2 separate regions of the Homo sapiens genome follow, and region 2 is linked to region 1. Evidence: chromatin loops called from intact Hi-C (ENCODE). Cell type or tissue: MCF 10A. All regions are shown on one strand. Each heading gives the region's core, and the rest is flanking DNA. Links, peaks and the distances in the headings are about the cores only. Region 1 overlaps UTP25 (UTP25 small subunit processome component). Region 2 overlaps SYT14 (synaptotagmin 14).

Evidence for each region. Hi-C counts contacts between places; a loop is a spot of excess contacts. Peaks named below come from ENCODE experiments on the same cell type or tissue, not always from the same donor. Only the 100,000 strongest peaks of a DNase experiment are listed, where the experiment ranks them.
Region 2: it touches region 1 in a loop (6-fold over the local background); 6 of 110 quality-filtered maps call a loop at or near these places.

The regions. Positions count from the first base shown.
Region 1 is chr1:209,853,275-209,869,295 of GRCh38, reverse strand. It overlaps UTP25 (UTP25 small subunit processome component), which reads right to left. Exons shown (of 12, transcript NM_014388.7): 12 at 11,731-16,021. Among named protein-coding and RNA genes, the nearest start is that of UTP25, 33 kb to the right of the region's middle. In MCF 10A, for the core only: a CTCF peak has its summit at 8,819 (motif pointing left); a DNase peak (open chromatin) is centred at 8,785.
Region 2 is chr1:210,135,911-210,151,931 of GRCh38, reverse strand. All of the region lies in intron 6 of SYT14 (synaptotagmin 14), which reads right to left. Among named protein-coding and RNA genes, the nearest start is that of SERTAD4, 89 kb to the left of the region's middle. In MCF 10A, for the core only: a CTCF peak has its summit at 8,273 (motif pointing left); a DNase peak (open chromatin) is centred at 8,271.

The DNA.
Region 1 (16,021 bases), core at 5,244-13,243:
ATATTCCTCTTCTTAAAAGTTCTTTGGCTACCCTGCCTTCTTGCCCTGCCATCCCCCAAATCTTCTTGTTCTTTTGTGCAAAGGCAGTGTGTTCTAACAGGAGCATGAAGGTTGCCTGCTAGAGTTCCTATCCTAGTCTAACGCTTACTCGCTGTATACCTTAGGTAAGTCACTTCAACTCTCCATGCCTCATTCTTCTCATCTGTAAAATGGATTTAATAGCCCACCTATCTCATAAAGTAGTTGTGAGAATAAAAGGAGATAGATATTGCCAATACGCTCATTAAAAGATGCTTGCCACCATTAGTTAACAGGGAAATAGAAATCAAAATCACGATGAGATACCACCACCACGAAGATGGCCAGAATAAAAAATTCAGATAACAACAAGCGTTGGTGAGAATGTGAAGAAATCAGAACCCTTATAGATGGCTGATGGAAATGTAAAATGGTGCAGCTGCTTTGAAAAACAGTTTGGCAAGTTCTCAAATAGTTCAACATAGAGTTACTATAGAACTCAGCGATCCACTCTTAGTTGTATACCAAAGAGAAATGAAAACAACGTCCACACAAAAACTTGTGCCTGAACGTTTATAGCAGCATTATTTATTATAGCCAAAAGGTGGAAACAACCCAACGTCCATCAACTGACAAATGGATACATGAAATGTGTTAAATTCATACAGTGGAATATGTTCAACTACAAAAAAGACCAAAGTGCCAACATAAGCTATAATAACATGGAAGAATCCTGAAAGCATTGTGCTATGTAAAAGAAGCCAGTTGTAACAGATCACATACTATAGCATTCTATTCATGTGAAAAAGAAAGAGAGAAACCTACAGAAAGTAGGTGAGCGGTTGCTCAGGACTGAGGGGTGGGGTGTGGGGAAGAGGAGGGTAGTAGCTAAGGGACATGGGGTTTCTTTTTGAGGTGATGAAAATGTTCTAAAATTAACTGTGGTATTGTTTGTACATATCTGCGAATACTCTGAAAGCCATTGATCGTACCCTTTATGTGGGTACATTGTATGGTATGTGAATTATATCTTAACAAACTGTTTTTTTAAAAAAAAGGAAATGTATATTTATATTTATAACAGTGCCTAGCACACAGAAAAGCTCAGGGACCTGAGAGGAAACAGATGGCACATTGATGTGAGTTATTAAGGAGAGATTAATGAAGTATCTATTCACAGAGGTGTGGGCAGGGTCAGGGGAAATGAACAAGAGATGCTGGAGTGTCCCAGGGCAAGGGGAGGAATCCAGAGGCTGGGCTGTAGTAGAGAGGGTGGCCCAGCAGGAGCTGTGGCTTTCATAGAGACAGCAGCCACCACCCACCTGCAGCCCAGCAGGGAGACCCTGAGAACCAAGGCCTCCACATGATCAGACATCATTTGCTGGGGCTTCTCTTGGCTGGACCCGTCCGAGAGCTCGAAGAGCCATTGAGGAGCCCACAGATGTCTCCTGGAGCAGAAGCTGTTATTATTATGTGCACCAGCTTAGCCTTCGTTTGTTTTGTCACATCTTAACAGCCCCACCTTAGTGCCAATCTTCTACGGCCATGCTTTTCCCACCAATTGGTCCAATAAGGTAGGTTCTTAACTAAGAGGTTTGCTTACTAAGAGGTTTGGGTACTTTTCTATCGGGGGAACTCACCCCCAATATTTCAACGTAGGTTCTTTCTATTTTCTCCAAGTGTCAGCTGGTCTGAGAAATAGAAAGAGTACAAAGAGAGGAATTTTACAGCTGGGCCGCTGGGGGTGACATCACATATCGGTAGGTCCATGATGCCCACCTGAGCCACAAAACCAACAGGTTTTTATTGAGGACTTTAAAAGGGGAGGGGGTGTATGAACAGGGAGTAGGTCACAAAGATCACATGCTTCAAAGGGCAAAAAGGAGAACAAAGATCACATGCTTCTGAGGCCAATAAAGATCACGAGGCAAAGGGCAAAGCAAAGATCACGAGGCACAGACAAAATAAAAAACTCCTGATAAGGGTCTATGTTCAGCTGTGCACATATTGTCTTGATAAACATCTTAAACAACAGAAAACAGGGCTCGAGAGCAGAGAACTGGTCTGACCTCAGATTTACCAGGGAGCAGTTTTTTCCCCCATCCTAATAAGCCTGAGTACTGCAGGAGACCAGGGCGTATTTCAGTCCTTATCTCAACCGCATAAGACAGACACTCCCAGAGCAGCTGTTTATAGACCTCCCACCAGGAATGCATTCCTTCCCCAGGGAATTAATTATTAATATTCCTTGCTGGGAAAATAATTCAGCAATATCTTCCCTACTTGCACATCCATTTATAGGGTCTCTGCAAGAAGAAAAATATGGCTGTATTCTGCCTGACCCTGCAGGCAGTCAGACCTTATGGTTGCCTTCCCTTGTTCCCTACAATTGCTGTTATTCTGTTCATTTTCAAGGTGCACTGATTTCATATTGTTCAAACACACATGTTCTACAGTCAATTTGTACAGTTAACACAATAGTGGTCCTGAGGTGACATACATCCTCAGCTTACGAAGATAACAGGATTAAGAGATTAAAGACAGGCATAAGAAATAATTATAAAAGTATTAATTTGGGGAACTGATAAATGTCCATATTAAAATGAAATCTTCACAATTTATGTTCCTCTGCCACGGCTCCAGCTGGTCCCTCCATTCGGGGGTCCCTGACTTCCCGCAACACTTTTCTGTAGCAAAATATTTGCAGGCTTCTGCAAAGATGCCCTACAGACTTTATCCTAGACTGGCTGGAGAAAGAAAACTAAAACATCAGAATGCTTTCCCCAGGCTATACACAGAGGGTGGGAGTGGGTGGAAGGAAACAAATAGGGCTGAAGTGTGGGGTACCACACTTTTGCAGCCCACATGGAGGAAGTACCAAGAGTGTAGGCAGATAAGAAACAGATTTTCAGCTTCCCCTTCTAGTAACCACACCTCCACAGGCTTGTATTTATTCCTCCCCGATGTAATTTCCTCCTGGAAGTGTGGCCTCCTTTCTCAGTGGCCTTTTTTTTGGACAGACTGGTGAATCTATATTTGCATTAAAGTCTGGGCAGAAAGGGGACCTGAATACATGTTATGGGCTGAATTGTGTTTCCCCAAAATCCCTATCTTGAGATCCTAACCCCCAGTAGTTCAGAATGTGACTGTATTTGGAGATTGAGTCTTTAAAAAGGTAATTAAAGTGGGCCAGGCGTGGTGGCTTATGCCTGTAATCCCAGAACTTTGGGAGGCCAAGGCAGGTGGATCACCTGAGGTCAGGAGTTCAAGACCAGCCTGGGCAACATGGTGAAATCCCCGTCTCTACTAAAAATACAAAAATTAGCCGAGCATGGTGGCAGGCACCTGTAATCCCAGCTACTTGGGAGACTGAGGCAGGAGAATCCCTTGATCCCGGGAGGAGGAGGTTGCAGTGAGCTGAGATCACACCATTGCACTCCAGCCTAGGCAACAGAGTGAGATTCAGTATAGAAAAAAAAATTATTTTTTAAAAAAAGGTAATTAAGGTAAAAGGAGGTTATTAGGGTGGGCCCTAATCCAATCTGATATGCATCCTTATAAGAAGAGAAGGACAAAGACAGACAGACAGAGGGAAGACCATGTGAAGACACAGGCAGGTCTCAGAAGAAACCACCCCAGCTAACACCTTGATCTTCGACTTTTAGCCTCCAGAATTAAAAATCAGTTTTGGTTATTTACTTATTTATTGTTTTTTGAGACAGGGTCTCACTCTGTCAACCAGTCTGGAGTACAGCCTCCGTCTCCCAGGCTCACTGCAGCTTTGATCTCCCAGGTTCAGCAATCCTCCTGCCTCAGCCTCCCACATACCTGGGACTACAGGCATGTGTCACCATGCCCAACTAATTTTATAAAATTATTTTTTGGAGAGACAGGATCTCACTATGTTGTCCAGGCTGGTCTCAAACTCCTAGGCTCAAGTGATCCTCCTGCCTCGGCCTCCCAAAGTGCTGGGATTACAGGCATGAGCCACCGTGCCCAGCCAAATTTTAGTTTTTGAAGCCACTCAGTCTGTAGTACATTGTTATGGCAACCCTAGCAAACTAACACACTACTCCTTGCAGGATGTTAGTTGCCCACCTTTCTCCTGCAACTCGTGGCTTTACAAGGTTGAGAGCAAAGTCCCTTGAATTAGGGTTTTGCTTCCCGCCTCTGCCCTATTGTTTACTCATAAGAAGAGCATTTGGGATGCTTTGCTGTTTTGTTCCAAGTATATATTCTGTTTATAAAACTTAGGAGTATAAGGAGTATCACCTTTTCTCTTTTTCTTTCTTTTCTTTCTTCTTCTTTTTTTTTTTTTTTTTTGATGGAGTTTCACCCTTTGTTGCCCAGGCTGAAGTACAGTGGCACGATCTCCGCTCACTGCAGTTTCCACCTCCTGGGTTCAAGCGATTCTCCTGTCTCAGCCTCCTGAGTAGCTGGGATTACAGGTGCCCACCACCATGCCCAGCTAATTTTTGTATTTTTAGTAGAGATGGGGTTTCACCATGTTGGCCAGGCTGGCCTCGAATTCCTGACCTCAGGTGATCCACCCACCTCGGCCTCCCAAAGTGCTGGGATTACAGGCATGAGTCACCATGCCTGGCCTCATTTATTTCTTTAAAACAGCTGTAATCTGCTCCAAACCTCATCCCTCCTGATTGACCAGAAAGTCAATTTCAGTCATACTTGAGGCTCCCCATTTCAGATTTGTGCAAAAATCCTGGAGGTCTTATAGAGGCTACAGCATTTAGGGAAGGCCTTCTGACCTGGCCTTCAGTTTCTCTGGTCTCTTTTTGTTACAGTAGGTAGCAAAAAGCAGGTAGCTCATGTCTGCTAGTCAGACATGAGCAAGGCAGGATAGGCACCCCTCCACCCCCACCCCCACCACCCACACACACACCAGGAATGTTAGGCAATGATCAGGTGATGGTCAGGTGACTGTTAAACTGTCTTGTTAAAATAATAATTGGTTTCAGCCAGAGCCAGGGGAAGGCTTTCTCCCAATAAACAGAAACACCTGAAACTGGTGATCAGCAGCTTCCTGATCCCAGGAGCTGGGTAAGTGGGCTCAAGTATGCACATTACAAGGCAAAATGGCAAAGCTTAACTGGTATATGACCTTTAGAGACATTTGACTGGCAAGGGAAGAATGTCTCAAGTGAACATGTGTACAATTCCAGTAAACACACTGTGCGTGCTCCCCGCCCCAGCACTAGCAGGCCACTGTGCATGTGGACAGCCCACCCCAAGGGAAGAATCAGGGGATAAGGGACACAAAGCCCCAGAAGTATGCCAGCGTCTAAAACCCCAAGTCAAAAGGTCAAAACTGCACACTTGATCTCTCAAGTCACCTTCTTGGCCCTCTTCCAAGCGTACTTTCCTTCCTTTCATTCCTGCTGTAAAGCTTTTTAATAAACTTTCACTCCTGCTCTAAAACTTGGCTTGGTCTCCTTTTCTGCTTTATGCCCCTCAGCTGAATTCTTTCTTCTGAGGAGGCAAGAATTGAGGTTGCTGCAGACCATTATGGATTCGCTGCCATTAACCTGTTTATCTGTTTATTTTCCAAACTTCTATGAGTGCTTAAAGGGAGCAATGTCATGGCTTTTGTGCCATGCTTGGACAGGAAGGTCTTTGCAATACCCTTCCCTCCTGTTCTAGGAGAAGCCTCAAAACTCTTTTCCTTTGGCTGCTTCTGTCTCCCCCTCCTCCACCCTAGCTTCAATGTCCTCTAATTACATGACACGCCAACAAAGTTCTCTTGGCCTGGAAAATGCTGTTCACCCTTCTCCCAAAGCTCCCCAAGGCAAAGAACACAAGACCTGGTTAACTTTTTGGTAGCAATTTGCAGAAACATTTAGAGCAATAAAAATGGAGCCAAAATTAGTATCTTCACAAGTCACCCTGCTTTGTTTTGATGGAGTGTAGGGAAGCCACTACACTCTCCAAGCCAGATTGCTATCGTGGAACAGCTGGAATTCTGTCACAGATGGGGCAAGAAGAACTCAGCTGGCATTTCCTCTGAGTTCAGGTTCCTGTGGGGAACAAACACAGCTCTACAGATGATGGCTGCTGGCTTCGATTCCTTTCCGTGCCCAAGACTCTCAAGCAGCTTTTTTCGACCCGGGAGTTAAGTCAGTACAGCCAGATTTAGCTTTCTCCGCAGGTTTCATAACAGATAGAACAAAACCGGGATATCTCCCTGCCCACCCACAGGGGATGGGAAGAACTCTGTGACAGGTGTTCCACAGCCATTCGCCTCCTGTTGACACCTCCTCACCCTGTGGCTGGAGGTGGAAAGGGAAACAAAAAACGTGAATTCCAGGGTGCAGGGCAGCCACTTTCTGAGAAATGATTAGGACCCCAGAGAGGAGGAGTGCTCAGACTCTGAGCATCTCATTAAAAAGGATCAGTCTGCTACTGTGGTGCTGGAGCTGGGGTGATGCGGGTGGCTGACGGCTCACTGCGGGCAGTGAGGGGCGGGTGACCATACTCAGACTCTGCATGTCCTTCATATGCAAAATGCCTTCATTTAAGTGGCTCCCAGAAATCCAGCCTTTTGCAGGAAGGCTTCTAAAGCCTTTTAGGAAAAAAACAAACAAAAGAACTAGTATCCCTCCTGCTAGATTTAGATTTTCCCGCCTATCAGTCTTCATCCCTGCCTCTATGACAGACAGGCACACACACCACACACAGTCATGAGCACATGGGTGTGTGCACACACAAACACATACACATCCCAGGGGAATGGTTCATTTTGTTTGGAAGTTTGTTCCTTTGTCCCCATCTGGAGGTACCAGGATGCCTGTCCCCTTTCTCCTCACTCTCGGATTTGCCACTCGCAAACCAAGGTATCAGGTAGTTCTTTGGGGTTACAGTGTCAGTTTTCCTCTTCAGTATATTCGTGGAGCTTTGCTTGAGGGTGGGACAAAGGTGTGCAGAATGAAACAATGAGTAAGATATGAGTGAATGTCCTCAGCCTCGCAGGTGGATTTAGACAACCAGTGGGAAAGTCTAGAGGAGGGCACGATTAAAGTTCATAGCGAGCTGTGATGATTTCACAGAGATTATCATTTGAAGGGGGCCTTGAGAGAGGAGAAGTTCAGCAGGGGAGGAGTAGTGATTGGGCATTCTGGACAAAGGAAACAGGATGGTCAAAGATCTCTATTACCTGACCCTGTTTTATTCTCTTCCAACATTTAGCACCATCTGAAATTGTACTTTTATCTAGCCTCTAATTCTTTCTTTTCTGTCTACACTATGCACTCTAACTCTATGAGTGCAGGAAATATGTGTGCCTCATTCATTGCTGTGTCCTAAGTGCCTAAAATAATTTCTAGCACATCGTGGGTGCTCAGTACATATTCACAGAATGGATAAATCAATGCTCAGACCAAGGAAAAGGGAGAGAAGGAGACTCTTTTTCTTTTCTAATGTATGTGGTTTCATTTCATCCTTACAATACCACTCAAGAAAGACATAATCATCTCTACCTTACAAATAAGGAAACTGAGGTAAGCAAAGGTAACTTACTGGGAGTAAAAGGTAAAGCTGAGATTAAAAGCCTAGTTTATCAGTTTGTAAAGTGTAGATTATGCCATGAAGACTAATGAAGGTCTGAACTAAGCAAAGCTGTGGGAAGGAAGTTAGAGAGGTGAGCTCACGTTTGAGGCAGTGGGTTGATAAAACTGACAAGACTCGGACACAGATGGAAAGGGAGAAATTCCCTTGCAGACTCATCTCCATCTGAGTGGCTGGTCCTGACCTCCCTCTCCACTGGATTCAATCACATGGGGATTCAGAAAAAAACATGTGGCATTGGCCACTAGCCAGTTGTTTAACTTTGGGAGACCTGCCCAATTTCTCTAAGCATGTTTTTCCCCTGCTATATGGTGATAAGCAATCAGCTGGCTTTTAAGGGTTGTTGTGAGATGACTGATGTACATCAAGCACCCACAACAGTGCCTGGCCCACAGTAGGTGTTCCATAAATATTAATTCACCTATCTTTCCCCATGATTTCCTGATGTCTTTTGGCATGGGAAGTACTGTTCCCAAGAGGAGGACCAAAGGGCAAGTGTGAGGACATCCACCCTGGCCTAGGTACGGGAGTGGATAGTCTCAAGAAGGAAGGAAGTGACAACCTAGGCCTGGGGGCAGTGGATGGAAAAGAAGTTAGGGAAGTACCCAGTAGAGAAAATCTCCCCGTCTCTGAGAAAAACTCTAACCCCTCTGGAAAAAGGTTAGACAAGAAACCACAATTCTAAAGGGATTATGGTCAATCTCTTCTCTGCAGAAAGGTGTAGCCAGAGTGTGGTGATGGGGAGCCAGGGGGCTGTTGGGCTTGGGCCTCATATATGTAAATTTGGTTGTGAATTGGGTTATGAATAACCAAATGAAGCTACTCACAGTTATTATCATTTAGAGTTTGTTAAGTTAGTTTTTAAGAAATTAGTTGTGAGTTTAAATATGCCATAGAACCTATTGGAGATTTTCCATTTCTTAAAAGGTAATGTTCACTATTCCATAAAATTATTTCCTGAAATAAATACACGATTATGAAATCATTTTAATGTGTTAACTTATAAACAAATTCTATCACAGTTGTTTGTAACTCTTTGAATTTCTTAATTTCCTATGTATTTAAATTGTTAAATAAAATAAAATAAAAAAAAGAGGCCTAGGTCTCTGTCTTCTCCAGCTCTGAGAGCTGCCAGGCACAAGCCCCACAGCCCAAGGCCGGCACCCGAGGGGAGGTGCAGATCTCCTTACTGTACTTGTTTACAGCGCCACCTGGTGTTCCTAACGCATAAGCGCCCTCACCCCTAAGAGTTGGAATTTGCTAAGTAAAAAAGATCCCTACAGCTGTTTTTCTGAACCATTCTCTCTCAAAATCTCTTTTCTTTCCTTTGAAGAGTATGAGGCATATAAGTAAGAATAATACAAAATAACAGTTAATTTTCTAAAATTTTACTAATCTTTGTAACGTGGAAAAGAAGGTCTGGTCTTGTTCTAAGTGCCCTGCATGGATTAAGTAACTTAGTTATTGTAACTCTGAAGACAGGTATTATGATGACCATCCCCATTTTACAGATAGCAACTGAGGTACAGAGAGTTTAAGGAATTTGCCAAAAGTTACGCAGCTAGAAAATATTAAAGCAAAGATTTGAACCTAGGCAGCTTGGCTTCAGTACTCACGCATTCTTATGCTGCTTCTCTGTGCATGCGTGTGTTTCAAGAAAAAAAAATTAATTTTTATTTGTACTGACACTAAGAATTTAATCTCTCTGGGCAAACCTCAATGGACCAAGGATAAACGGGGCAGCAAAGGAGTGAAAAATATGCCTTAAATGATCCTGACATATGAGACGTTATGCTTTTCAGGTTGCTTGAATTCTCCTTCAGAATGTCACTTGGTGGTGGCCGCGCGCGGTGGCTCACGCCTGTAAGTAATCGCAGCACTTTGGGAGGCCGAGGCGGGAGGATCACGAGGTCAGGAGATTGAGACCATCCTGGCTAACACGGTGAAACCCCGTCTCTACTAAAAATACAAAAAAAAAAAAATTAGCCGGGCGTGGTGGCGGGCGCCTGTAGTCCCAGCTACTCGGGAGGCCAAGGCAGGAGAATGGCCTGAACCTGGGAGGCAGAGCTTGCAGTGAGCCGAGATCGCACCACTGCACTCCAACCTGGGCGACAGAGACTTGGCATCCAGAAGGATGGCACACAAACAACTCAATTAATGTTTATAACAACCCTCCCCAAGAAAATATTATCATCTCCCTTAGTCCTTTTTTTTTTTTTTTTTTTTTTTGAGACACAGTCTTCCTCTGTTGCTCAGGCTGGAGTGCAGTGGCATGGTCTTCTTGGCTCACTGCAACCTCTGCCTCCCGGGTTCAAAAGATTCTTGTGCTTCAACCAACCAAGAAGCTGGAATTACAGGCGCCCACCACCACACCCAGCTAATTTCAGTATTTTTAGTAGAGATGGGGTTTTGCCATGTTGGCCAGGCTGGTCTTGAACTCCTGACCTCAAGGAATCCACCCACCTCAGCCTCCAAAGTCCTGGGTGAGAGGTGAGAGCGTGCTGGCAGCCCTCGCAGCCCTTACTCACTCTGGGCGCCTCCTCGGCCTTGGCGCCCACTCTGGCCGCGCTTGAGGAGCCCTTCAGCCCACCGCTGCACTGTGGGAGCTCCTTTCTGGGCTGGCTGAGGCCGGAGCTGGCTCGCTCAGCTTGCCGGGAGGTGTGGAGGGAGCGGCGCGGGCGGGAACCGGGGCTGCGTGCCGCACTTGCGGGCCAGCGCGAGTTCCGGGTGGGCGTGGGCTCAGCTGGCCCCGCACTTGCAGCGGCCGGCTGGCGCCGCCGCCCCGGGCAGTGAGGGGCTTAGCACCCAGGCCAGGAGCTGCGGAGGGTGCCCTGGGTCCCCCAGCAGTGCCGGCCCGCTGGCGCTGCGCTCAAATTCTTGGGCCTCAGCTGCCTCCTCGCGGGGCAGGACTCGGAACTTACAGCTGGCCATGCCTGAGCCGCCTCCCCCACCCCCGCCGTGGGCTCCTGCGCTGCCCAAGCCTCCCCGAGGAGCTCCGGCCCCTGCTCCAGGGCGCCTGGTCCCATCTACTGCCCAAGGGCTGAGGAGTGCAGGCACACGCTGCAGGACTGGCAGGCAGCTCCACCTGCGGCCCCGCTGCGGTATCCACTAGGTGAAGCCAGCTGGGCTCCTGAGTCTAGTGGGGAACTTGGAGAACCTTTATGTCTAGCTAAGGGATTGTAAATACACCAATCAGCACTCTGTATCTAGCTCAAGGTTTGTGAACACACCAATCAGCACCCTGTGTCTACCTCAGGGTTTGTGGATGCACTAATGGGCACTCTGTATCTAGCTAATCTGATGGGGACTTGGAGACTCTTTATGTCTAGCTAAGGGATTGTGAATACACCAATCAGCACTCCGTATCTAGCTAATCTAGTGGGGACTTGGAGAACTTCTGTGTCTAGCTTAGGGATTGTAAACGCACCAATCAACACCCTGTCAAAACGGACCAATCAGCTCTTTGTAAAACAGACCAATCGGCTCTCTGTAAAATGGACCAATCAGCAGGATGTGGGTGGGGCCAGATAAGAGAATAAAAGCAGGCTGCTGGAGCCAGCAGTGGCATCTCCTCGTACTCTGTCCTGGTGTGGAATCTTTGTTCTTCACTTCTTTGGGTGCATGCTGCTTTTGTGAGCTGTAACACCGCGAAGGTCTGCAGCTTCACTCTTGAAGCCAGTGAGACCAGGAACCCACCAGAAGGAAGAAAGTCCAAACGCATCCGAACTTCAGAAGGAACAGACTCTAGACACGCAGCCTTTAAGACCTGTGACACTCACGGCGAGGGTCCGCGGCTTTATTCTTGAAGTTAGTGAGACCAAGAACCTACCAATTCCGGACACACTGGATTTACAGGTGTGAGCCATCCCTTAGTCCTTTTAAGAGTTCAACAATTAGGATTGCTTCATTAAAAAGGGTAATAATAACTACTATTTATTGAGTGCTTTTATTGTTTTGTTTTTAGAGAAGTAATTATCTAGTAAAAACAGTGTAGGTTTTCAGGATTGTGCTGCCTGTGTGGAAATCGGGAAAAATAAGGATGCTTACCTTAAACGGGTGTGAGGGATTAACTGATGTAATACATGCAAAGAGCTTGGAAGAGTTGCTGGCGCTTAATCAGTACTCCAAAAAATGTTACCTTCAAAACCACCTTTTAATGCAAAAGCATATATATACATACACACACATTGTTGGTTATTATTCATGCAGAAAACAATCTGGGAGGAAACATAAGACATTAATAATGATCACCAAATAGATGTAGTTTGATTTTTGTTTTTCACTATTTCACTTGTATTTGTGGAATGGGCATGGGTTGCTTTTTTAATAAGATTAAAAGAATAACTTTTCAGGAAAAAAAAAAGTTTAAGGAAGTAAGGATGATTGGCCTGGAGAAGCAAGTTTCATAGGAGACATGGTAGATGTATTCCAATAGTTGAGCCTTAAGTGGGGAAAAAAAAAATTTGTACCGTACAGCTTCAGAAACAGGACTGATGGATAAAAGTTTCACAGTGTTTCTAACAATCAGAGATGATTAGAAAAGCCACAATGAGCACCCCATCCTTGAAGGAATTCAAGCAGAAGCTGGAGGCCACCTCTTAGGGATGACCTATAGGTAATTCACGGATCAAGTGGCAGATTAGATCACAAGACCTGTAAGTTTCTATCGAATTGGGGATTCTGACTTATTTCCTATTTGACCTAATTTAGCTTTGACATACACTAGAAGAGATGAGAAACAGGTGGTCATCAGCCTTCAGAGAGCTGAAGTCTGTTCTCTTGCTAATTATTTTTCTGCAACGATCACTGTTTCTATAAATCTTATGAGAAGACACTTGTGTTCCCTCGTTCTATGGATCCAGTGTGGAATGGACACGTCAGAACTGCTAGCAGAGACATGTGAGTGCCCACTCCTCACGCCACCAAATGGCCAGCATCAACCCTGAAGTACAGTCTCAATGTTGGTGCTTGCCAAGAACAGACGAAAGAATAGGCAGTGTCTTTGGAGTTCAGGAGTCTGTGATGCCATTTTTGTCTTCTGTATCAGTCAGGAATGGCTAATAGAGGCCTGGCCTAATGGCTTAAACAAATTAGGTGTTTGTGTGTTCACGTAACAGTAGTGCACAGGAATACCATGCAGGACTGGTATGGCAGCTCTACAACATCCTTGCAGAACCAAGCTCCTTTCTTCACCACTCTCCTACGTACAGAGCTTATAGCCTCAGGAGCTTCAGCCATCACTTCTGCGTTCCAGGCAGGAAAAAGGGAAGAGCAGAAGGTAAAAGTGGTGCTCCTCTGAGTTTTAAAGAACTCCCCTAGAAGTCCTGCTCAGTAGTTAGTGCTTCTGTCTCATGGGCCACATTTTACTGCAAGGGGTGGGGGATGGAAAATGATGCAGTGTTTTTACTAGGTACTTTGTTATCTCATTAAAGTCCAGCGTTCTGGAACTAGGGAAGTAGGTGGATATAGGGCAAACAATAGCAGTCTCTTCCCTTCTCACACAGTCCCTCTATAAGGCTAGTGGGGATTACTCCATACTTCATAAAGATGAGAAAACTGAGAAGTGGTCGTGAGGACTTGTTTAGAGCCACAGAATGTCAGTGGTGATGTTGGTCCCAACACCCAGCTTTGAAAAAATGAGAGAACACAAAGAAACCCATGAACATCTGTGGACAAACACCAGCTGTGAGCCCAGGGCCACCTCTCCTTGCGGAATCAAAACTGGCAGATGAGAGAGGCTGCAGAGGTCAGTGAGGACGAAGGTGGCAGGGCACTGGGGCAGATGTTTCAGTGATGGTGCTCCATGCTCTGTGTCATTCCTTAGGTTGGCAAAAGGTAGACAGCTTTGGCCTTGGCTCAGCTGGGAGAACAGATGGGCAGGAATTCAGCACAACTCCTAAATCAGCCAAGCGGCAGACTGCCTCCTTTCCTTCTCTGGGTCAGCCAAGGCTACAGTTTCCACCTGGTCACAGCCAGCTGCAGAGGCCCAAGACTGAAGCCCATGACAGCTCGGCGAGGAGCACCTAGAAATGTGCCATCCCACACCTGACTGTGAGGGGCCATCAGGAGAACAAGCAAGGGCAGGTGTTTCTTCCAGCAGTGAGGGGACATCTGTACTGAGCTGCCCAGCAGGAGAAAGATTAGATTTCTCTGTGCAAAGCAAACAGCTCCTTATGGCAGTCACATACCTGTCCTCACTCCTTTTGAGCATAGGGCTATACTGAGAAAACCAGTTTGTTTGAAAAAGGCCTGGAGCTCTGTTCTTTCTCATCCCCTTTATCTACCATAGGAATAATGGCAACGTGACCAGAGGTGTAAGGGGAGCCTAGGACCTACTCTGAAATACATGTAATGCAAGTGGAGGCGGCAACTCCCCACATCTGAGGAGGGGAAGGTCCTCACAGAAGGGAAACAGGAACAAAGCAAAAGTAGACAGGAACATGTGTTTAGCTTTAGACACAGGACATAAAATGCAGTTTTGCTGCAGTTCTGGTGAGAGCACGTGGCATAGGAGGAAGACGGCTGAACGTCGCGGGGTTTGCTTGGGAGGAAATGACCAAGCCCAGAGGGAAAGAAGCGTTCCCTCTTTCCCCTTCCAATGCTTACATCAATTTTGGATTATCTGTGTATTTACTCCCCATTCATTGACTCTAATTAAAAGTTGACTGAAATCTGTTTAGAATTCTATGTAGCCAGGCTTTCAGAAAAGCTTTTTAAAATAAGTGTGGAGTAGAAATTTGGTAATGAAGATCACTACCATGCTCCTTTGAGAGAAAAGATGGGAAAGGGACTGGAAGGAGAGGATGGCTAGACGGAGGGAGGGCTAGCTGTGGTGGCCCCACGCTCCTCAGAAGCCGTGCCCTGAAAAGAGCCACTTCTGAGCATTCCACTGACATTACTTTTCCACGAAGCTTTGGGCACCTCAGGCCCCTGCAGTTGGACAATGAGGCTCTTCAGACAACTATAAAGAACTTCCAACTCTTGCTCCCTCACCCCAGGCCTTCTGTAATCTTGAGACCCTAGATCTGCTCACGTGGGCTTGGGAAGGCTGGTCAGATGGCCAATAGGGTCTGGCCCCACCTGCCTTTCCCTTTCCTCCTTCAGCAGCATAGCTCCTTGCCCTCACGAGGGCACAATCAGGGCTGAGAGCCTTCATGAGCCCCCCTTGGTCCTCTGGGGTATGAGGAGTCAGCAGGGACACATTCCCCATCTCCACTAGGACCATCTGTGCTCAATTATAAGCCCTTTGGAAGCAAGCAGAGGGCTGTTTAGCTGCTGCTGGTTCTCTATGATTAGCTTGTTCTTGTTTTTTGAACACTGCACGTGGTGCAGCCAGCTGTGAGAAGCATCCACGATTCAAAGCTTTTTCTCTCTCAAAAAGAAAAGTGCTAAGCTGGTTGTTTTAACTATGGGAAAAGAAAAAACATTTAAAAGTGTTACTTTCTGGGTAAGTTCCTTTCCATACCTTTTAATTCCACTGTTTCCAGGATTGGGACCATCCTTTGTCTATATTTCAGACCCTATATAGGCACTTGCTTGCTGCAAATGAGCCTTGTTAACATCAAGGTAGTGTGTAATTCCAGCTCACGCATCCGTATTTCAGTAGCCTCTCTTCTCGCTTATTGTGTGTTGAGAGAGACCAGATCTTCAAGGCATCCTTTTAATAAAACCATTGCAGAGACTCCACTCTGCAATGCACTAAGGAGCCAGGGCTAACTGCAGAGGCTTACCTTCTTTTCAGGTGCTGAGCCAGGAACAAAGCAACACTACTTTGTTCACACTTGAAATCCTCAGTGTTCTCTGCAGGCAAGAAGCAGTTGGCTGGGTTTGGCTCTATGCCAGCATGAAAATCACTAGGGGTGCTTAATAAAATGGTTATTTCTGGGGCTACATCATGGATTTGAAATCCAGACTCACATGTGAGTGGAGAGCCAGAGAAGCTGGAGATTTGGGAGTCGTGTGAATAGTAATAATGGAAACCACGAGATGAACTACAATTCACAGGCAAAAGAATATGGCAGTAGAAAAAGATGTAGGTAATTGGCCAGGCGTGGCGGCTCAGGCCTGTAACCCCAGCACTTTGGGAGGCTGAGGTGGGCAGATCACTTGAGGTCAAGAGTTTGAGACCAGCCTGGCCAACATGGCAAAACCCCATCTCTACTAAAAATATAAAAAATTAGCTGTGCATGGTGGCATGCGCCTGTAGTCCCAGCTACTTGGGAGGCGGAGGCACGAGAATCGCTTGAACTCGGGAGGCACAGATTGCAGTAAGCCAAGATCATGCCAGTGTACTCCAGCCTGGGCAACAGAGCGAGACTCCATCTCAAAAAAAAAAAAAAAGATCCAGGTAATTACAGTCCCTTCGCCTCACATTTCTGAATGAGGTAAATAAACTCATTTCTTATTCTCATAATATACAGGATCT
Region 2 (16,021 bases), core at 3,570-11,569, 280 kb before region 1:
ATACACAGAAGTCATACTGCCACTTTTGAGAAACAAAGCGATGCCCAAAGAAAGCGATGGAAAGGCCTTTCTCAATCTTAAGGAAAACACTCCCCACTTCACTGCTGTGAAAATCGTTATCTTCAAATCCAAACAAAAAGCAAGAGCATTAAGATCCTTGTTGATCACATTCTATTTTAGTAAGCCCTGCTGAAATATAGTGGTGTTTACATAACACAAGAAACTATTATCTAGAAGAGTTCATTATGAATTTATGCCCTAGAAAAAGTGCTAATCTCATGTCCCTTCCACTGGCATTAGTGTAACTGTCAATTCAATGTTGGTAGAGTTGTGGCAGTCCAAAGAGATCACTCAGTACAAGAAAAGCAGTAAAGAATAGCTATGTAAACAGAACCACTGTAGTTAAAAAAAAAAAAAAGGGGGGGGGCATTCGCCTATAATTTCAGCTACTTGGGAGGCTGACAGAAGAGAACCACTTGACCCCAGGAGTTCTAGAGCAGCCTGGGCAACATAGCGAGATCTGTCTCAAAAACAAACAACCTCAAATTAAATATCGATGCTGTCTGCCCAAATGGCAGCTTTCCTCAGACTACTCCTCAGGGCATGCTGCTCCATTCAGTGTATATTCAGGAATCTCCATCTACTCCCTCTGCAGATCTCATCATTAATTTATAACTGGGGCTTGCCTAGGTAGCAGTAGCTGCAGGTGATTAATGCAAAGTCAAACAAATTCCAATCATAACTAGGTCTACTTAAAAGAACAGTCCCACAGGCTCCCCAAAGTAAAACTTCTTTCCATCTTGCATAATATTTTACTTCTTTTTAATACTTCCCCTCCTTCCCCCTGAGTCTTCTGCCCTAGGGTAAAGGATTACAAGTAATTCTGTGAAAGTAAAGTATATGTAATTTTTAGAGGAATGAATATACTCTATATGTTTACCATAACCAGAATTAGTGGTTAAGGTGGCCATTACATTTACTTAATGGTGTGAATAGGTTAAAATCAGGTGGAAGCTTGTACATACATAGAGAAAAAACAATATGATTAAAAATACAATATAATTCCTATTAACATACTGGGCTTTTTATTAATATTAAATTACTTCCAGCTTACTTGTAACTACTTATGTTCAATATTTTTTAAGGTGAAACTACTGAACTGTACAATGATAATTACTATAATTGAATTATCTATTGAATAGTGTCTGTGCAACTTAATTCTCACTGTGTCTGGAAGATAGCATTCAGTTTTTAATTTTATTTATATGTGAAATGCTTCCATTATACTTTTCTGAAAATGGGGCGATCACAGAGGGTGCTGAAGTTAAAACAAGGGAAGTCACCTGCTGCAAAGTTAGAGCTGCCGCTAATGATGAGCTTCATCTCTAGCAGCAAGGCTCCCTCCTCAGGGTCCTTTCCTAGCCCCAGGGAACTAGGTAAGGAGGAGATCACCAGAGGCAATTTCAGGAGAGAGGAAGAAAGAGCATGATTGCTCCAAATCCCACCTCCTTTCCATCCTCCACACTGTAAGTCTAGCGTAAAGGAGAGCCAGGCTGGGTTTTAGTAGGGTTTGTAAAAATACCGAGTGTATCAAAGGGACAGCCTACTGGAGTGAGCAGTGGCTTTGTACAGTTTGTACACAGGCAGCTTCAGGCACTCATTGATCCAGGCCTCAACCCATGTTACTAGGAACCAGTTCTCCTTTATCCATTTCTCAGGTTTGTTTCCCAAATTTGGCTTCATTCTTTGGCAGACTTTTCCCTCCTAGTTGCCGGCAGCTCTGAGTGTCATGGGAAAGAGGAAGACAGCATCCTACTTGCTCAAACCCAAATCCTGGAACTTGCTGCTTAGAGCCCATGAGATTTAATTCTAGGGCTTTGCAATAAAGTCCGCTTCAGCATAATACAGGGGCAGGTTAGTCTCCCAACCAAAATCTGGGTACTGTGTGCATAAGAAAGATATGAATGCTAGGCAGAAAAAACAGACGTCAACTACAGAGCCCATTCAACTGAGTTGTCTGTCCCTGCTTTCTCCCCCTTGGTCTTCAGTGAGACTGTTATCCACATTACTGGGGAGCAGGTGATGTTGCTGTTGCTCCAATTGTAAGTACCCTCCACAGGCTCTTGCTGTGCAGTTATTAGCCTTGCAGGAGCCAAGGAAGATGAAAAGATGGTTCAATGAAACAGAATCACGATATTACCACACTCATGGAGCACAGCTCTGACATTCAGGTTAGGAAAGGAAGAGCTACAATAGAAGTAGAAAATGATCACTTTTTCTTTCCTAAGCACTACATATTAACACTAAAAATTAACATATCTAAGATTTAAGATAGAAGAAAAATGAATCATAGAACATTCACATAAATAACCATAATAACAAAATATTTTATCAGCGTTTGACCATAGCATCATGTGGAAATGGTCATAAAAATCCCTGCTATGATCCGCCGTGTGCAGTGGCTCATGCCTGTAATCCCAGCACTTTGGGAGGCCAAGGCAGGCAGATCACTTGAGGCCACGAGATTGAGACCAGCCTGGCCAACATGGTGAAACACTGCCTCTACTAAAAATACAAAAATTAGCCAGGTGTGGTGGCAGGCGCCTGTAATCCCAGCTACTCGGGAGGCAGAGGCATGAAAATTGCTTGAACCTGCGAGGTGGAGGTTGCAGTGAGCCGACATCATGCCATTGTACTCCAGCCTGGGTGACAGAGTGAGACTCCATCTCAAAAAAAAAAAAAAAAAAAAAATTCCTGCTATAATCAAAATTTATGTATATGTATGTATATATACATATGCACTTTTTTGCTGTATTCGATATGAACATATTTAATTAGCATTTCTGCCTATACGCTTATAAGTGAGATTGGTTTATAAAGTTTATAAGTTTCTTTTCTCATGGTCTCCTGAAATAATACCTATTTGAAGAATATATATGTATAAATATAGGCATATGTGTATATTTTTTGCTGAATTATTTTAAAATGCTTAATTTAGGGTTTCTGCATATATGTTTATAAATGAGATTGGTTTATAATTTTCTCATGTTATTCTTGTCTAGTTGGTGTCAAAATTATATAAGCCTCGAAAGAGAAGTTAGGTACCTTTCCTTTTCATTCTCTGAAATAGCTTATGTAACATAGAAGTTACTTGTTCACTGAAGTTGGGTAAAACTTGCTTCTGAAAGTCGACCATCTTTTTTTCCTCTTTCTTTCTTTTAAGGGGACTCTGGCTACTGGCTGAATTTCTTTAATGATAATCACTCTTTTCATGTTTTCTACTACTCTTAAATCACTTTTTAGACATTTGTATGTTTCAAGAAAATTGTACATTTTGTTTTCAAATTTATTTTCCTAGAGTCATTCTCTTATAATTTTGAGACCTCCACTGAATTGGTGGTTATGTCCTTTTTTTTTTTTTTTGAGACGGAGTTTTGCTCTGTCGCCCAGGCTGGAGTGCAGTGGCGCGATCTCGGCTCACCGCAAGCTCCGCCTCCCGGGTTCACACCATTCTCCTGCCTCAGCCTCCTGCATAGCTGAGACTACAGGCGCCCGCCACCACGCCCGGCTAATTTTTTTGTATTTTTAGTAGAGACGGGGTTTCACCGTGTTAGCCAGGATGGTCTTGATCTCCTGACCTCGTGATCCGCCCACCTCGGCCTCCCAAAGTGCTGGGATTACAGGCATGAGCCACCGCGCCTGGCCTAGATATTTCCTTATAATACTGATAGGGGCTGAAATCCACAAATTTAGGTATTTTCATTTGTGTTTGTGCGTAAGTATTTCCAATTTTAATTATGCTTTATTCTCTGGCACTGAGTTGACTTACGAAGTTTTTTTTGTTTGTGTGAGTATTGAGTATTGAAAAATATAGATTTTGGTGGGTTGGAGTGAGAGGGCTGCCTCTTTTACTTTACCTCCTACTACTTTACTCCTCAATCATGGAGTTCTAGCTAAATGCACTTCCTTGCTACTCCCTGAACACAACACACGCACTCTGGGCTCAGGATGGGCTGCTCCATCCGCTTGCAGTGTTCTTTCCTCAGATTTTTACATGGTTAACTCCCTCACCTCTTTCAAGTCTTTGCTCATATGTCACATTCCCAATGAGCCTTATACCTTGACCCTTATTTAATAGTACACCTCCTTTCTCACTAGCACTCTTAATTCTGCTTACCCTGTTTTTCCCTCCACCCCACAGTACTTATCTCTTTCTCACATACCCTATACTTATTGTATTATGTTTATCTCTCTCTTCTTTACCTAGAATTAAGTTTCATGCAAGCCAAAATTTATATCTGTTTTTCATTAATGTATACTGAATACTTAGAACAATGTCTAGCATGTAGTATGTTACACTACTGCACTGCCTTCTGGCCTTTGTTGTAGCTGTTGAGAAGTCTGCTGTTGGTCAAATTGTTGTTCCCTTATATATTCTCTGGTTGCTTTTATCATTTTGTCTGGTATTTTATCCTTTCACTGTAATTTTTATGGGTGTGGACTCAGTTTTAATAATCCTGTTTAAAACTTCTAATTTCTCAATCTGATGATCTATGTATTTTAAATATTATCTTTCATTTTCTCTAGTCTCACATTCTGGAGTCCTTATTGGAAAATATGCTTAACATTCTTATTCCACTCTCCAAAACTTTTTCATATTTTTCATTGACTGTATTTTTAATGACTTTTTCATTCTAGAAGTTCAATATGGCCCTTATTTAAATCAGCCTCTTTTCCCACATTGTCTTATTCTTTTTTTTTGTAGTTTCTATTACTTCTTTTATTTCTTTATTCTATTAAAGCATATTTATTTTATAATGTCTTTCACAGAGCCCTATTAGTTCTAGAGCTGCCAACACATCTTTCTCTTGCATCTACTGTCATTCATGGTGGACCAATTCTTCCTGCTCATACTTTTTAAAATGTGAGTTCATCTTCAATGGAAATTATTTTTTTCTGTGGGAATTGTATAGCCTAAGTTTGGCTTCCTGAACAAAATAGGATTTCTTTTAAGGAAAGAAGTAGTGGAGATGGTCTCGATCTCCTGAGACCATATATACTACATACATATAGTATATATGTAGTACATACATACATATAGTATGCATGTAGTATATATATGTAGTATATATTACATACATATAGTATGTATGTAGTATATATGTAGTATATATAACATATAGTATGTAGTATACATATACTACGTATGTACATCATATATACACATATAGACCATATATACTACATATAGTATATATGTAGTATATACATACTTCCTTGATTTCTTACTAGTCTATCACATTTCTGAAAATTTCAAAAACCTTCTTTCTCTGAGATATCCGAGTCACTGCTCACATATATTGAGTTGCTAAATAGTAAAGACTCTGTATCCCAGAAATGCTCTCACATTTACACCTGGGGCAGAAAACCAACAGTATCCATTATACTGTAGTACCTAATACACTGTTTACATTTTGTTTAACAGTTTTTAGAAACATTCATATTCATTTTATAATCCTAATTCATTTTATTTGTGACCAGACTTCAGGCCAGTTGCAAAAATAATAAATAGGCCATATACTGTTTTTTCTTTTTTTTTGAGACCGAGTCTCACTCTGTTGCCCAGGCTGGAGCGCAGTGGCGTGATCTCACTGCAACTTCTGCCTCCTGGGTTCAAGTGATTCTCATGCCTCAGCCTTCCAAGTGGCTGGGACTACAGGCATGAGCCAACACGCCCGGTTAATTTTTGTATTTTTAGTAGAGATGGGGTTTCACCATGTTGGCCAGGCTGGTCTTGAACTCCTGACCTCAGGTGACCTGCCCACCTCAGCCTCCCAAAGTGCTGGGATTACAGATGTGAGCCACCATGCCGGGCCATACTGTTTTTATCTTACTGAAGGAAACAGAATAGACTAGAAATAAAGTTGTTATTTAGAGACTCAGCAGTAGAAAAGTATATTCAATGTCTGTTCAGCACAAGCACTGTACTAGGGAATAGATGAACTGATTTCAAGGCAGACTATGATAAACTGCCTTTAGAGATTTTATGGGAGAAAATATGTGGATATGATTAACTCTGGTAACAGAAACAATATTCTGGAGATACCTGAAGTTGGTCCTAATAGTATTTCAGCAGGCATAGGGAAGGGCATTTCACACAAAGAAAGTATGAGCTAAGCCCCCAAAAGTGGGTATCACGTTTGGTAAATGTAAACTGGTCTGGAGTGGCATGTGTATATGGGGAGGGGGTGGAAAATGCAGATGGAAAGGAAGATTGAAGCCAAATTTTACTCATCCAGCACTATATGAATATTTCTATTAGAGACTTTCTGTCCTGTAACTGTTGCTTTGTCTGTCTTTCCCACTAGACTGTGAGTCCCTTCAGGGCAGAACTTTTGTTTTATTCATCTTTGTATGTCCTCAAATTAGTACAGTGCCTATCATTCAGCAGGCACTTAATAAATATTGCTGAATGAAAATAATAAATCATGAAAGACATGAAATGCGGTGGTAAGAAAAGTTGGACCTACTCTACAAGTAATGGAAGCAAGAGAGGCATTTTGAACTGGGGAGTAACATGCTCAGATATACATCTTCAAAAAATAAGGCCAAATATGCTGCATGACTGAGTGCTTGAGCAGGGATCACAACTTACTTAGCTGTGCTAGTGATAGATAAGTCTTTACTTGAGATAATACTTGCTTTGTGCACATTTTATATCCTGAGCAAAAAATTGCAATTTTTTACCCTGTAGCAAAACATAGACTTAAAAATGTTTTATTATAATCAATCTTACTGATCTAGACACGTTATAGTTGTAGTAATCATGTAAGATTTTTCTAACCTACAGACCTTTAGCGCATACTAAGAACTACACATTGTGCTTCAAAATTAATGTAGCTGACTTCCTTGATTTCTTACTAGTCTATCACATTTCTGAAAATTTCAAAAAGCTTCTTTCTCTGAGATATCTGAGTCACTGCTGACACATATTGGGTTGCTAAAGACTCCGTATCCCAGAAATGCTCTCACATTTACACCTGGGGGAAGTGTGAGCTTTTTAAATTGGTCACTCAGCATATAGAGTGTTAGAATCAGTTATTCCTACACAAGTTGATATATCCAATTATGTTATATGTTCCCTTTAATGAATTTGTTTTAAATGAGATGATTTGAATCTGTTTTTAATATAAATGTTTTTATTATTAGAAAACTAAATAGAAATAAATTAAATTATTAATATAACAGCCCCAAATGATTTCTAAGTGTCTTCCATGTTTTGGATTATAATTATCCATAGACTATTGGTTTTCCAACAGTGGTTAGTGAAATCTATTGAATTTCATTTTAAAAATATAATTTTAACTATTTAAAAATTAAAATAAGAACAATACGAGTATATAAATGAGTAATATAATAGAGGCAATATAGTGTACTCGTAAGGAAAGGAAACTTTGCAGTCAGATTTACGGGGGTCTGTTACAGGACCGTGACTTTAGTAAGGTATTTAGCATCTCCATACTTCAGTTATCTAAAAAAGGTGAAATAACTATGTCTACTTCCTTAATAGTTATATCACTTGTTAATATATTAGGGAACACATTGTATTGCAAATAAATTTAATGTATTATTATTTGTATCTTGGACTAAAGATTTACCTGTCATTTCTGTTTAATTGAGAATATTTGAAGTTTAAAGAGCAAGCTGTCAAAGTTATCATTTGTAACTCCTTATCTATATGAATCAGAGTTTTCTCTAAAATGTATAATTAAAACAAAAGAAATACATTGCACTGGATTTCAGAGCTGCAGCAAGATGAAAACGTATTAGCAGCAATTGCATAACTGTAGGTGCCTGTGCTTTGGAGTAAGACAGTTGAGTTTATGAATAAGCTCTAACTTTTTGCCATCTGCGTGACCTTGGACATGTTTTAAAAGTTCCTTGAGACTCAATTTCCTCATCTATAAAAATAATATAGTAACAGTACCCTCTAGAAAATTTTATTCTCAATTTTTTGTTCATCAAAACAACCCTATCATTTTCAGTATTAACAGATGTTACAAGTAAATATTATAAAATAAGATTTGTTAGTAAAATATCACTTTTCTCTGCCTTACTTTTTTGAGTTATAAATAATATTTCATTTGAAATAAAGGGTCTGAATGCTTGAAAAGCTTGAAAAGCCATGAACTACACTATCTTTATATCTTATTTCTGAATGGTCATTCAAATGACCACATTTTATACATTGTAAGACTGTGCTGCCCCCTGCCGACCCAGTTTCTCCAAAATATTTTGAGTCTTCACTTAAGTCAAAACTTACAGTATTACACTTAAGTAACTCTCTAGTAGTCTGGTGGACAGTAATAATATAGATGGTAAAATATTGAATATAGCGCTAAATAATATATGACATTTTTCAAGATATTAAAATATAAACAAACGGGAGCAAATGAATATAATATACTCCCAACTGTGTAATATTTAACAAATTTAGATATCCAATTCCAAGTAACTATTGTAATTGCTATTGTTTACAGTGCTGCTGACACATGGTGAAAAATTAGCAAAATATAGACATTTCTGGCTAAGATTAAATATTCAGTAATTATTTCCCTGATTCTTTCACCGAATTAATAGCAACTTGATCTTTATTTCCCTACATTAGAATGGCACTTGTTTTTTGGCTAGCTGCAATGTTTTAAAATTACACTTCTAATGCATTACCTTTTCCAACTTTTGGGCATCTTCTCTTTTTTAATCTCACATGACCAACCAGATATACACTGGTGATTTTTCCTCCGGATAGTATCTCAAAATAGGCTCTTCCTTACTACTAAAACTCCTCTAATAGAGTGTTATTATCTAATAGTGCAAAAAGTACTTGACAAATCAAAAGAGCTAGGAGTAGTTCTACCTGTTGCTAGCCCTAAGCCTGGGAAGTAATTGATCTACTGAAAGTCTCATTTTTCTCCGTTATAAAACAGAGATTCATGTTCATGTCCTCTCAAGTGATAAGATTACGTGAGCTAACACATAAGTGTTTTAAAAATAGATCACTATATTTCCATAATGCAATTTCATCTTAGTTATCTTTTCCCCATTCTGATGCTTCTTCTACACTATTATCTGTGTAGTCTGCCGTGAATGCAAACAGTGGGAAATGGGGGAGGAAGGGGTGCAGAGAGCAGGCACAGGAGAGGTCTCCTATGCTCAATCAGGTCATCCTCCATGTCAGCTCAATCTGTTACTTACTTTTAAATCTTTGAACTTTTGGCCTTGTATCTTTTTTCTGGTAACGTTCTTAGTTTTCCTTAACTGAATGGCCATTTTGGATCAGCTCATCACACTACAGTTCACCAATCTCCATGCCAGCATATGGACATCAGACACTGGTAAACTAGACTTCCATACACCTGGCTTTGGTGGGGACACACCTCTACTCAAACACCCTTACAGGCAGAATGGTGAAGTAAGGACCTCTGAAAGTCTGCTCCTCTATAAAAGCAACATGAACACTGGCAAACATTGTCAAAAAAAACTTTTTCAGAACTCTGAACTAACTAAAGGCCTGCAACACTCCAAGGAGTGTTTATTCAAGAAAAATGGCTCAATACTGTGAGAACTACCAAGGTTTGTGGCATTTTAAATATACCCTATTCCCATTACCCTCTCCCCAGTTCCCTGGTAGTGTTGAAAGCCAACACTTGCAACTGTGAAATCCAACAGCCTCATAGATGCTGGAGGGGGGAAGAATGGGTTTGGAGTGCCCAGGAGCCCCATCTTCAGAGAAATGACATTACTTCACTTGTCTCACAGTTCTGTGAAAAGTTCCATTCTCAGGCTTTGTTTTGATTTTACTTGACTCAGATTGATAAGAACTATATCCTTAGAACATCTGTTGGAAACAATCAGTGGCAAGTGTTTAACATGGCAGTCACCAAAGAAGCAGTACTGGCTCTGGCCAATGAAAAAATAAGAGCAAAATCTAGGGAATGAGATGTTAATAGGGATCTCTGAAAAGTTCTAAGGCATTTCTGGAAATCTAGCAGTCTACACACATGTGCAAAGCTATGTGCATGCCCAGAAAAAACTTGAGAAGGTCCTAGTCTCTTACCTCTAGCTGATCTTGCTGCTCTGTGCATGCAGAAAGTGAAAGTTAAGGCACAGTTGTAAACTGACTCTTGGAGCATTGAAAGCATGGCTCAATATACACAGAACCCCTCAGCAAAGACTTAATGAAATCTCTGTCCAGTTGTTAGCTGAGCTGACCACTAATGTTAACTGAGATGCACATGACAATAATATAGACTTTACAAAAACCAAGAAAGTCATCAAAGAGGAATGACAACAACAAACAGCAACAATAAACTATGGGGGCGACTAGTCTAGGAGAATGTCTTTGTCAAGGCATTCAGATTGGAAGTGAAGAATCAGAACTACCTCTATTCACAGATGACATGATCTCCTATGCAGTAAATCCTAAAATGCACATGAAGAAAATAACTACTAGAACTAATGAATATGCTCAGCAAAGCTTCAGGATTTGTGATCAATATATGAAAATCAATTTTATCTCTTTACACTAGCAATGAACAATTAGAAAACAAAAAATTAAGAAAACAATTCCATTCACAATAGCCTCAATATGAATAGAATACTTAGGAATGTATTTAACAAAACTGTAAAATTTGTATTACACGAAAGTTACAAGACACTTTTGAAAGAAATCAAAGAAGTCCTAAATAAATGAAAAGACATCTCATGCTAATGGACTGGAAGACTTAAATTGTTAAGACAGTAATGTAGCCCAAAGTACGGATCAAACAGATTTGATGCGATCCCTATCAAAATTGCTATGGCCTTCTTTTTTTTTTTTTTTTTTGCAGAAACAAAGAAGTCAATCCTAAAATTTAAGTGTCCTAAAATTCATATGTAAGTGCAAGGGACCCAGAATAGCCAAGACAATCTTGAAAAACAATAACAAGGTTGGAGGACTCACACTTCCCAATTTTAAAACTGATTATAAAGCTTCAATAATCAAGAAAGTGTGGTACTGGCAGAAGGATAGACAAATAGATTAACGAACTATAATTGACAGTTCAGAAATAAAAACTTACATTTATGGGCAATTCATTTTCAACAAGGGTGCCAACACAAATAAATGAAAAAAAGATTTTTTTTCAACAAATTGTTGGGACAACTGGATATCCACATGTAAAAGAATTAATTTGGACCTCTCCCTCACACCGTATTAAAAAATCAACTCAAATGGATCATAGTCCTAAATTTAAGAGCTAAAACCATAAAACTACTAGAAGAAAACATAGTAGTAAATCTTTATCTTATATTAGGCAATGGTTTCATAGATAAGACACTAACAACACAAGCAACAGAAGGAAAAAATCAATAAACTGAATTTCTCAAAATTAAAAACCTTGTGCTTCATAGAACATCATCAAGTAAAAAGAAAAGCAGAATAGGAGGAAATATTATCAAATCACTTATCTTATAAGGGACCGATTTCCTGAATATGTAAAGAACTCTTACAGCTCAAAAATAAAGAGACAAAGGCAAAGGATTTTAATAGAAATTTATCCAAAGGCAAAATTTATCCAAATTTATCCAAAGGCAAAAAAATAGGCAAAGGATTTTAATAGAAATTTATCCAAAGAAGATACACGAATGGTCAATAAGCACATGAAAAGATGCTCAACATCATTAGTCATTAGGGAAATACAAATCAAAACCATAATAAGATACCACTTTATACCCAGTAGGATAGCTTACATAAAAAGACAGATAATAACAAGTGTTGAAGAGAATGTGGAGAAACTGAAACTCTCATACATTGCTGGTGGGACAGTAAAATGGTGCACCTACTTTGAAAAACTGTTTGGCAGTTCCCAGAAATGTTAAGAATAAATACAGCTCTAGAACTGGACATATACTCAAGAGAAATGAAACTATATGTCTACACAACAACTTGTACACAAATGTTCATAGCAGCATTATTCATAAAAGCCAATGGAAACAACCCAAATGTCAATGAATGAAAAGATGAACAAAATGTGGTATATCCATACAAAGAATATTATTAAGTCCCCAAAAAACAATGAAGTATGGATACATGATAAAACATGAATGAGCCTTGAAAACATCATGCTAAGTAAAAGTCATCAAACACAAAAGGCCACATATTGTATGATTTGATTCATATAAAATGTGCAGAAGAGGCAAAACCATAGAGACAAAAAATAGGTTAGTGGTTGCCAGGAGGTGTAATTGCTAATGGCTACAGAGTTTTCGTGGCGGGGATAATAAAAATATTGTGAAATTAAATCATGGTGATGGCTGCACAACTATGTGAATATTCTAAAAATCATGACTTTTACACTATAAAAGGGTGAATTTTATGATCTGTGAATCATGTCTCAATAGTTATGAAAAATTACTTACAGGATCCCTATTTCAGAATAATACAATCTTAGAAAGAATCTCAAAGATAATTTAATCCAGTGGTTTTCAAAAAGTTGTAGTAAAAGTACCCTTTTGGCTGGGTGTGGTGGCTCACACCTGTAATCCTAGCAGGAGCTGGAGACCAGCCTGGGCAACATGGCAAAACCCCATCTCCACTAAAAATCAAAAAAAAAAAAAAAAAAAAAAGAAAAAAGAAAATTAGCCAGGCCTGGTGGTACACGCATGTAGTCCCAGTTACTTGAGAGGCTGAGGCACGAGAATTGCTTGAACCTGGGAGGTGGAGGTTACAGTGAACTGAGATTACACCACCGCACTCCAGCCTAGGTGACAGAGCAAGACTCTGTCTCAAAAAAAAAAAAAATAAAAGTACTCTTTAAAAAAATAAAATCTTATTCCACGTTCAAATACATGAAACAGGTAAGTATAGCATTGTATTAGTACATTTATTACTGAGCTCAAATTATAACAGGCTATTTCAATAAAAAATGAAATTTGATATTTAGGTTTGTTGGTAACAGTTTAGTCATATATTAACTTTGCATCCAGTGTTTGTGTTTTATTTTATGTATAAAATCAATAAAGAGCTGATAAGTTGTGAATTACCTTGTCTTGCAATGTCAGAATATTAATTCATTGAACTGACCAAGAAAATTGAAAGATAAAGTTAGGGAACATTACAGAAACTTTTTAAGTTAAACCATTACTATAATGATTGCTTATATTTTAAAGAAAACTACCCTGATTTTATGCAAATAATTAAAACTACCTGATTTTTTAAATATAGAAAAAGCAGTGACTGTGATGTATGAATTTAGTATTAATAGAATTTTTTTGGCAGACATATATAGGACTAAATTAAACAATATATAGCAATTAAACAATATATCAACACCAACCTATAGCTATTCCCAAGTCACAATTACAAGAATTTCAAATATATAGAGAGATATGGGAGAAGTGGCTTTATTAGTAAATCTATAGAAGACAAAAAAGTAGATAGTGAGTGATATGGTTTGGCTGTGTCCCCACCCAAATCTCATTTTGAACTGTAGCTCCCATAATCCCCACATGTCATGGGAGGGAACTGGTGCGAGGTAATTGAATCATGGGGGTGGGTTTTTCCTGTGCTGTTCTCTTGATAGTAAATAAGTCTCATGAGATCTGATGGTTTTATAAAGGGCAGTTCCCCTGCACAGGCTCTCTTGCCTGTCGCCATGTAAGATGTGACTTTGCTCCTCATTTGCCTCCACCATGGTTGTGAGACTTCCCCAGTCATGTGGAACTATGAGTCCATTAAACCCTTTTTCTTTATAAATTACCCAGCCTCAGTATGTCTTTATTGGCAGTGTTGAGAATGGACTAATACAGTGAGTTAACATGTAAACAATTTCCAATAGATTAAAATTTAGTACACAGCATGTGTTTATGTTGATTTTTTTTTATTTACCATTTTAAATTATAATTAAAAAAAGAGGCTGGGCGCAGTGGCTCACGCCTGTAATCCCAGCACTTTGGGAGGCTGAGGCGGGTGGATCACGAAGTCAGGAGTTTGAGACCAGCTTGACCAACATGGTGAAACCCCGTCTCTACTAAAAATACAAAAATTAGCTGGGCGTGGTGGCGCATGCCTGTAATTCCATCTACTCAGGAAGCTGAGGCAGGAGAATCACTTGAACCCAGGAGGCGGAGGTTGCAGTGAGGTGAGATTGCGCCACCGCACTCCAGCCTGGGTAACAAGAGCAAAACTCCATTTCAAAAAAAAAAAAAAAAGAAATTTGAAGCAAACATTTCCAGAATCCCAGAGCATTTCTGGAGAACATGGTTCAAATCAACCTACTCTACCTATTTACCTTAGAAATGAAAAAAAAAAATAAGGCCTGGAGAGGTTAATTAAATATCTTTCTGAAAGTTTTAACATATCTAGTTGTTCTGGAGAAAATGGACTAGGACTTAGGATTCTGGACTCTTAATTCGAATGGTCTTTTTACTAAGAAGTCTAAATCCCTTATTCTGTTTTTGAGGATCTTTATAATCTGGCTTCATCCTCATATTCACTTTCATTATTTTTCCCTCTATAATTCACAAGAGTAGTGAGGTCCCCACATTTCTACCAAGGAAGAGTGCCAGTGGGATGGTGATGATTTTTGGTGGGGGTATGGTAACTGCCCATCAAGAATGTGAGCATAGGAGGTGAAGGAGGCTGTGTCCTACGAGTTTACCTTTCAAATCTGGGGCCCACACCTGCCTCCTCTTCAGAGTTCCCGATATTGTTTGGGCCTTCAGAGGGGATTGATACAAATTACAAAATTGGGTAAGTCCCTTCAAATCTGCCCAAACACTGACAGAAATTCATTTGTATAAAATTTTCAAGCATATGTTACCAGGATCCATGAGGCACTCCTGCAGATTGTGGTTCAGTCTGAAGCTCCTGCCATCTGACTGTACCATCTTCTCCCTCTCAGCAATGTTTCAACTGCTAATCATCTAGTGAGGCCTGCTCCTTTAGTGAAGAATTCCACCTGGCTCACAGATTCCCCTGTACCCTAACATCTCTCTGACTTAATGTGACTTAAGGTGAATTAAATTTCCACATGAATGATCCTTCTAACAGTCTGCACACTAAGTTATTTGATTTTCTCATCTCTAATGACTTCTCCCTCCCAGTCTCACTATTATTTATTGGGCCTCGGCACCACCAGAGGCTACGGTGAGGTCTTCGCCAAAGTTACTAAGTAAAACAGGTGCTAACTACACCTCTTTTTTCTAACATAATTTGCCCACTCAACTGCTCTCATAACACCATGCTTTGACTGGACCTTCAGTGCTTGACACTATACTTTTTGTTCATCAGCCCCTTCTTGTCCTTACTTCTTCCTCTATCAAGCTGGCATTCCAAGCTGCCAAAACGCTAACCTTGGAAGAACCAATTAACTCCTTGATTGTACTAGGAAAAGCATCACACAATGGGATGAATTGGAACTTTGGCCATCATCTGGCTATACTTACAATCTAGTTATACTTCTCGGGTAAATTTATTTTTCCATTTCCCCAATTATTATAAATCTTCCATTTTCTAAAATCAGCTGACCCAGTTCCATTCTCCTAAAATCACTGACCCCGTTCCCTTTCTCCTTACTCATTCCTGCCTCCTGCTTCTCTCTCTCTCACATACACATGCACGCATACACACACACCTCTCAATATGTGGAAACTTCCTCAACTTCCTGTGAAAATATCTACAAACTTTCTGACATCTGGATTCTCTCCTTCTTTCTTACCATTGTAAGAGGAGGCATCCCTTGTATTTCAGACCAATTTCTCCACCTGCTGTCTGGATCCTATTTTCTACAGGCTTCTTGTCTCACATCCTAAATATCAGGCTTCAGTGAATTTGTCTCAGCCATATTTAAATATGCTTAAGTCTCACTCATAGTTTAAAAATTCATTTTGAATCCCAAACTACCTATGGCCAAGGAAAGAAGTGCTGGAAGGAATCAAGCAGAACAATCCCCACAACTCACATAGGCCTGAGAATAATTCA